Linked DNA regions of Homo sapiens: region 2 is linked to region 1. A link is a contact called in ENCODE Hi-C or POLR2A ChIA-PET data. All regions are on one chromosome and are shown on one strand. Each heading gives the region's core, a stretch centred on a gene start or an enhancer-like site at or near the end of the contact. The rest is flanking DNA. Distances are from core to core; before and after follow the strand shown.

Region 1 (3,575 bases), core at 620-3,119:
ATTCCCTGTACAAGACAGACTCACAAAGAAAGTGAATTTGGGGCCAGGCGTGGTGGCTCACACCTGTAATCCTAGCACTTCGGGAGGCCGAGGTGGGAGGATCACCTGAGGTCAGGAGTTCGAGACCAGCCTGGTCAACATGGTGAAAGCCCGTCTCTACTAAAAATACAAAAATTAGCCAGGCGTGATGGCACCCGCCTGTAATCCCAGCTACTTTAGAGGCTGAGGCAGGAGAATCGGTTGAACCGGGGAAGCAGAGGTTGGAGTGAGCCATTGCACTCCAGCCTGGGCCACAGAGTGAGACTCCATCTCAAAAAAAAAAAAAAAAAAAGGAAAAGAAAAAGCAAAGGAAAAGAGAGCGAATTTGGGATATAAACTCTGAGAATGGCATCATAGGCAGATGGGAATTTCTATTATGGAGCACAGTACGTATCATGAAGATTCTTTGATGCAAATTGAATAGGATTTACTAATGACCTTAAAGCAAATTCAAACGCTAGGGGCCAAGTACATTTTGAAGTTGGGGGCCTTGGTTCCAGTTCAGAGCCTCTCCAAACCTACTGCCTTGGTACAAAACGTGACCCCTGCAGTGATTTCTGGATCCCCAGGCTGCTCCTTTCCTCATTTACAGACAGCTATGTTTTCAGGTTAGGATGGAAGTAGGTACGGTGGGTGCATTAAGAATGGATGTATAGCACATACTAGTGTTAGTTGCTCTTTTATTAAGGGTTGTAAAACACCTCTGAATGCCACACATCATTGTCTGAAAAACGGCATACTGGAAGAACACATTTGTTGGTTAAACATGAACCTAGAGTTTCTAAATGTACCATGAGCTGAATAAGTAAGTGAATGCATGCGTGCATTATGGCCTGTCTGGAACCTGTGACAATATCTCACAGTAACCAACTCAAATCAGTTGACCATTAAAAATAAAAGTCCTAGCCGAGAGAAGTGGTTCATGCCTGCAATCCTAGCGCTTTGGGAGGAGAGAGGATCGCTTAAGGCCAGGAGTGAAAAAAAAAAAAAGAAAAATTAAAAATTAGCTGAGCGTGGTGGTGCGCGCCTGTAATGCCAGGCTGAGGCGGGAGGATCGCTTGAGCCCAGAGGTGGAAGGCAGCAGTGAGCCGAGATCGCGCCACTGCACTCCTACCTGGGCGACAGAGCGAGACTCCGTCTCTTAAAAAATAAACATAAAAATAAAAAGTCTTTTTCCTAACAGACGCCCGACCTGGCCGCGCCCTACCCGTATACCTCACGTACTCCAAATGGTGCCGGCGCCCCCAGCAGACGGTCTACGTGGGAAGGGCAGCCGGACTGCCGCTGCACCCGCCAAACCACGCGGGAACCAGCCGCTTCCGCCTCCCGCGCGGCACTTCCGGCCGACGCAGGCAGCTGGCACTTCCGGGCCGGCCGATTCCGCGCGTCTCCGCCCATCATGGCGCTCGTGCCAGTGTCCCGTGGGCTACCCACTCCTGTCATGTCCTTTGGGCTGGTGCAGGCCAGATCTTCTAGGGCCGTAGCCCTGAGAGGAGCGCCTGGAGAGGAAACGGCGCGCCATGCACCTCACACGGCCCCTCAGACCTCACGGCGAGGCCCTATCAGGGTAATGGTGTCCGCCGGCCTCGCACAACACTCCGCCGCACTCGCACAAGACTCCGCCGCGGCGACCTCTACTGAAAGACCCCCAGTCCTGGTGTCGCCCGAAGGCCCAGGAAACCGTGCTTCCGCGCTTCTCCCCCAGAACGTGGGAAGCTGCCGCTTTACCCTCATTTTACCCCAGGGTCGCAAAACATCTCACCGTAGTTGAAGCCAGCAAGCCGGACCAGGCGTCCCGGCCAAGCCACGTGCGCGCCCCGCGCCGCGAGTGCTCGCCCCGCCCCTAGGGAGGAGCCGGCCGACCCCCGGCCACTTAGCAGTGCCGCAGCCGACGGGGTGCGGTTCGGCGCTCCCAGGTTCCTTTCCTCACTGCACGCTCTTGCCCCTCCTCTTTTCTCTCCTGCCCGTGTTCTTCCCGCCGCCTGACCTGGCCCGCCCGCCTTTCCAGTCTGGCCGGGCGGGGGCCTGAAGCACGGCGGCTCGGGCCGTGGGACCGGTGAGTGTCAACCCGAACCTATATCTGAAGCCCTTCAGACGCGGAAGGGGCTTGGGAGGCCAGTTTGCCCCGCAGCGGTGAGGAAGAAGTAGGCGTCTCCACCTCCCCTTCCAAAGCGCCGTTTCCCTCCTTTTTGCCTTTTCCTTTTGACCCTCTTGTGTCTCACGAGGGGGTAGCCCAGCTCTTGGCTCTTGCTTGAAACAAGTCTTTCTTGATCACCCTCCACCTTTCCACCTGGCCGGCAGGGGGCGGCCTGGGGGGAGAGGGTCCTTGCTCCACTCTTCGCCCAGCTGAGGACCCCGGGAGGGGGCGGCTGGTCCCGGGAGGTGTCAGGGCAGCTGCGCCCTTGGCTGGGGTCACGTCCACCTTCCTGGGAAGGACATACTCTCCCCGTGCCAGGTGCTTCCGGAACGGCATCCCAGCCCTGGGTTTGCGGCACGACGCCCGGACCTTGAGTCCCCGGTTCCCGCCGGGAACCTGGGGGCGGAGCCAGCTGGACTGATGAGATCCTTACCCAGCGCTTCTCAGCGTCTGCCCTCCCACTGTCCTCCATGCCTAGAAAGAAACAGTCTGAGAAGGAGGGACTGGTGATCAGGTTGCCACTTGCCTTGATTCGGTGTTCCATTTACTCATTACCGTCTCCTTTCTGCCCACAGTGTTCACACCCTTTCCAGAAATTCTTGGCTGGTAACCGCGAAACCGACTGGAGCAGGAGCTGGGAGAACTGGAGAAAACTGCTCTAATCTCACTTGACTCCAGCTAGGAGCTGATGCTGCATCGTAATAACATTTGCAGAGCGCTTTCACAGGTATTAGCCCCTTTAACGCTTCATTTAGCCCCGTGAGATCTGGATATTATCACTCCGTTTTGTAAACGAGGAAACAGAGTGAGGCTTAGTTCTTGGGTTCTGTGCCAGGGGCCTTGGGTTTTGGATTCAAACCCCAAACCTGTTGTGCTGCCCCTCTGGACCTATTGCTTGAGATGAGTTCCCAGTTGAAAGAGCTTTGTTCTCTGGAGCCCTCTGCATGGCTGTCCCTTGGATGGGGTACAGTCAGTGTCCAGGGTCAGGATCTTTTAGGGCTGTAGCACCACACCTTAAGTGGTCCAGCACGGTCCTGATACCTGTTTCCGCCTCAATTGTCCTTTTTCCAGCTTCTATGGAAGTCCCTATCCCTGGGTTCTTTAAAGACTTGATGTATTCAGAGCCTCAAGAAAGTCTCCACCAGGGTTAATCCATTGCAGGCACGCTTCACCCTCAGCCTCATCTCTCCTTGCTAGGGGTGGTGCCAAGGCCTAGAAAATTCCAAGTCTGAGGGTCACTTAACCATTCTTCAAAGATTGGCTTAGGCCCAGCCTCACAACACCCCACCTCCCAGATGGATTCATCTCCCTGAAATCCTCACCTTCTTGAAGTTGACACTGGACCGTTCACCTGATTAGCGCTCCCAAATGGATCATCAACCCTTAGTCGTAGTGCTAA
Region 2 (3,426 bases), core at 721-3,220, 2.2 Mb before region 1:
ACGCAGTGAGAAAAGCCCTCTGAAGAAAAGGAAATGGTGTGAGAACAGCAGTGACTGCAGAAGGGAAGGCTCACGGGAGACTTCACTGACAGGAACCCCAGGATGTCATTCTCTGACTCTACCAGACAGGAAAAAAGGGCAGGCTGGGTGAGATCTCAGTAAGTGTTATGTTCTTGAGACTCAGGGAGTTTTAAGAGAAATGAGAACATTTTCTTTTATTCTTTCTTTTTTTATTTTGTTTGAGACAGAGTCTCGCTCTGTTGCCCAGGCTAGAGTGCAGTGGCACAATTTCAGCTCACTGCAACGTCCGTCTGTCAGGTTCAAGCAATTCTCCAGCCTCAGCCTCCCGAGTAGCTGGGATTACAGGTGCCCACCACCCAGCCTGGCTAATTTTTGTATTTTTAGTAGAGACAGCGTTTCACCATGTTGGCCAGGCTGGTCTGGAACTCCTGATCTCAAGATATCCGCCCACCTCAGCCTCCCAAAGTGTTGGGATTACAGGTGTGAGCCACCGCGCCCAGCCGAAATGAGAACATTTTCTGACAGGCATCCACCCACGCTTGTGAGCTAGTCTCTCCACCTTCTAGGAAACAAATCCAGGACCTGCTGCTCCTCAGGCACCAGTACCCTGCAGGACCTGCCCCCTGTGACCACGTATTCCCTCCTGAAAACCTATCACCGTTCTTTTCCTCTCTTATTCTTCTCTGGCTTCTCTTCGCCCCTCACTGCTAAATGTAACGTTCAGCTCTCAAACTGCCGCTCATTATTTCCCTCCCTACAGACTTTGTCTCTCCAGAATCTGCTCCCATAGATTTGGCACATTGCCAATGCTTCCCCAACCCTGAGATGTAATAACAAAACCCCAACTGCTTGCAAGATGTTTCTATTGGGCTTGTCTTGTCTGCTCAAAATTGTTGTCAAAATCAAAGTCAGGCCAGGTGTGGTGGCTCATGCCTGTAATCCCAGCACTTTGGGAGGCTGAGGCAGGTGGATCACTTGAGGTCAGGAGTTCGAAACTAGCCTGGCCAACATGGTGAAACCCTGTCTCTACTAAAAATACAAAAATTAGCCAGGCATGGTGGTGCGCGCCTGTAGTCCCAGCTACTTAGGAGGCTGAGGCACGAGAATCGCTTGAGCCTGGGAGGTGGAGGTTGCAGTGAGCTGAGATCATGCCACTGAGCTCCAGCCTGGGTGACAGAGCAAGTCCCTGTCTAAAAAAAAAAAAAAGAAAGGGAAGGACATGTTTTTTGGAGGCGGCAAAGTCTCAAACTCACTGGTGGTGTGTGGTAGATGACTGACACCTTGGCCGGTCAAGACGCCGGGGTTGGATGGTCCAAGAAGAGGCCTGGGTGTGGGCGGGGACCCTTGAAACTTACACTGTCTGGACGTCAGTGGCGAGCCCGGCCAGACCGATGTACAGCCGGTCACCCATGGGAAAGATCTTCTGGAAGTCCGTGGTCACCATCTGGGCCTGGATCCCGAAGCGCCTGTCTGCAGCGATGGCCACACAGTTCTTCCCCTTCATGGCCATGACGGCCCCTCCGTTATAGGACATAATAGACTAGGACAGACAGAGCGGAGGGGTCAGCGCGGGGGGTCAAACGCTGCCACAGCCCCCGGCCCAGCTCCTGATGCGGAGGCTCCTGTACGCCCGTTCTCCATTCCGGAGGCGTCTGAACCCCTGGTTCTCCAGCTGGGATGAGCACTGTGTGGCGGCAATGAGCCGCACTCACCCTCTTGGTCCTCACCGGGGCCCGCTCCCCTCGAACTGAAACCGCTTCCTTCCATCGACCCTAGGCCCTTTTCGTCCCCAAGCCTCTCCTGACCCCCTCCGCTTCTCAATCCTTCCCCATGCCCCTTTGCTTTAACTCCCCATCTCACCATGATTGCGGTGTACTAGGATCCCTCGATCGCCAGAGCAATTCCAGTAAACCGGGTCTAGCCTTCACTGCGCAACCGCTCTCACTGCTGTCTCTTCATTGGCTGATAGGCGGACTCTTCCTGGACATCTGGGCTTTCTATTGGTCACACGTCCCTGTCGGTCACCAGTACAGGTAGTTTGGTTGCAAAGTCAAAACGGAGGCGGGAAAAGCGGAAGTGAAAAGTCACTGTGGCTGCGGAAGAGACTTGCGACACGGTGCATAGTGGGATCTCGGCGGACCTGGACTCGGGACCTCAGGGACTGGGGGCGGAGCCTGCGCGCACGTGGGCTGGTGAAACTGGGTTTAGGAAGCTGCGGCCCCAGCTGAAGGGGCACCGTGACGCTTATCAACGTGATGTATGAGTTCGTCGTATTAGTCGTGCTAGCTTATTTATTCACTCCAGAAATCCTGCGTTTACTGTGTACCAGGCACTTGCCTAGGCTCGGAATATTCACTGGCCCACAACAGTGCCTAGTATATAGGAGGCGCCCATTAAATGGAAATTTAATGATGCAGGTGGGAAGGGGAAGGCGTCGCGTGTAGGCGTCGCGGGTATTTTGCGGCTGCAGGGGTTCAGCTGTGAAAGGGAGTTTGGAAGCCGAAGCTTGTTCTGATTTGGGGGACTTCCTGCGGCCCGACTTCACGTATCCTCAATCTCAGGTCACCCTAAAAAGGGACGTTCCGCGCCTCTCCACGTTTGAGGTAGAACCTGAGGATAGCCAGAGTCGACCTCTCGCCGTTCCAATGGAGGAAGGGCGTGCACGTCCCGCGTCCTCTCCTCCCAAGCTCTTTCGCCTCCCTCCCCCATCAGGATCCTTCCCTTTCTCCCCCGGGTTCCACTTATTTCGCCCGATGGCGGCATCTCTTACGGCGTCTGCGCCGTCCAGGCTCGCTCCCATTGACTCGGCTCACTACTACGCCGGTAGTCGACTCGGTCTCTGTGGCGCAATCGGTTAGCGCGTTCGGCTGTTAACCGAAAGGTTGGTGGTTCGAGCCCACCCAGGGACGCTATGACCTTTTTTTTTTTTTTTTTTGTCTTTTGGGTTTTTTTTTTCTCCCCGGAAGATAAAAACCTAAGCCTTTTACTCAAAAGCCAAATTTTGCATTGAAATGGCAGCAGCAATACTTTTTCTAGGAGAATCACTGTTCTTGAAAATTCTTTGCTGCTCAGTCAATAATGGGATAATTTCTCCAGCACTTCCCTCCACACCCCCCCAACCCGCCTCCAAGCTAGATCGCAGGAAACCTAAAGACACAGGTTTTTGTCTCACTGTGCATGCAACACGTTTCAGGATGCATTTTTTCATAGGATTAAGAATGAATTTACAGTGGAGGTTCGACAGTTTTCTATTGTCTGCCTCAATCGATATTACAGTCTCCAAATACTACATTTGGAAGGGAAGAGAATGAGAGAGACACAGAGAGAGAAACAAGTATGAAGAGAAACAAAGGTGAGAAAGGGAGAACATTGTTGTGATACAGGGAAAGAAGGGACGTGACAGAA

The links. A loop is a pair of places that touch in the nucleus more often than their neighbours do. ChIA-PET counts read pairs that join two places held with the same protein, here RNA polymerase II (POLR2A). Pooled maps may share reads with other maps.
Region 2: a loop to region 1 is called in a pooled map, with 5 times the contacts of the local background. The contact joins the promoter of PSMB3 here to the promoter of PIGW in region 1. A Hi-C loop is called at or near these places in 6 of 50 pooled maps. POLR2A ChIA-PET finds 5 or more read pairs at or near these places in 2 of 52 experiments (H1 and PC-9).

What each region holds. Positions count from the first base shown.
Region 1 is chr17:36,533,281-36,536,855 of GRCh38, reverse strand. PIGW (phosphatidylinositol glycan anchor biosynthesis class W) reads right to left here and starts at 1,869. Exons shown (of 2, transcript NM_001346754.2): 1 at 1,264-1,869. It overlaps MYO19 (myosin XIX), which reads left to right and starts at 1,988. Exons shown (of 26, transcript NM_001163735.2): 1 at 1,988-2,095; 2 at 2,752-2,903. RefSeq lists an enhancer at 2,622-3,297.
Region 2 is chr17:38,751,285-38,754,710 of GRCh38, reverse strand. It overlaps PSMB3 (proteasome 20S subunit beta 3), which reads right to left and starts at 1,970. Exons shown (of 6, transcript NM_002795.4): 1 at 1,882-1,970; 2 at 1,377-1,561. The coding sequence starts at 1,884. It overlaps TRN-GTT2-5 (tRNA-Asn (anticodon GTT) 2-5), which reads left to right and starts at 2,857; the gene lies at 2,857-2,930. It overlaps LOC100287808 (a long non-coding RNA gene), which reads right to left. Exons shown (of 1, transcript NR_149004.1): 1 at 2,959-3,426.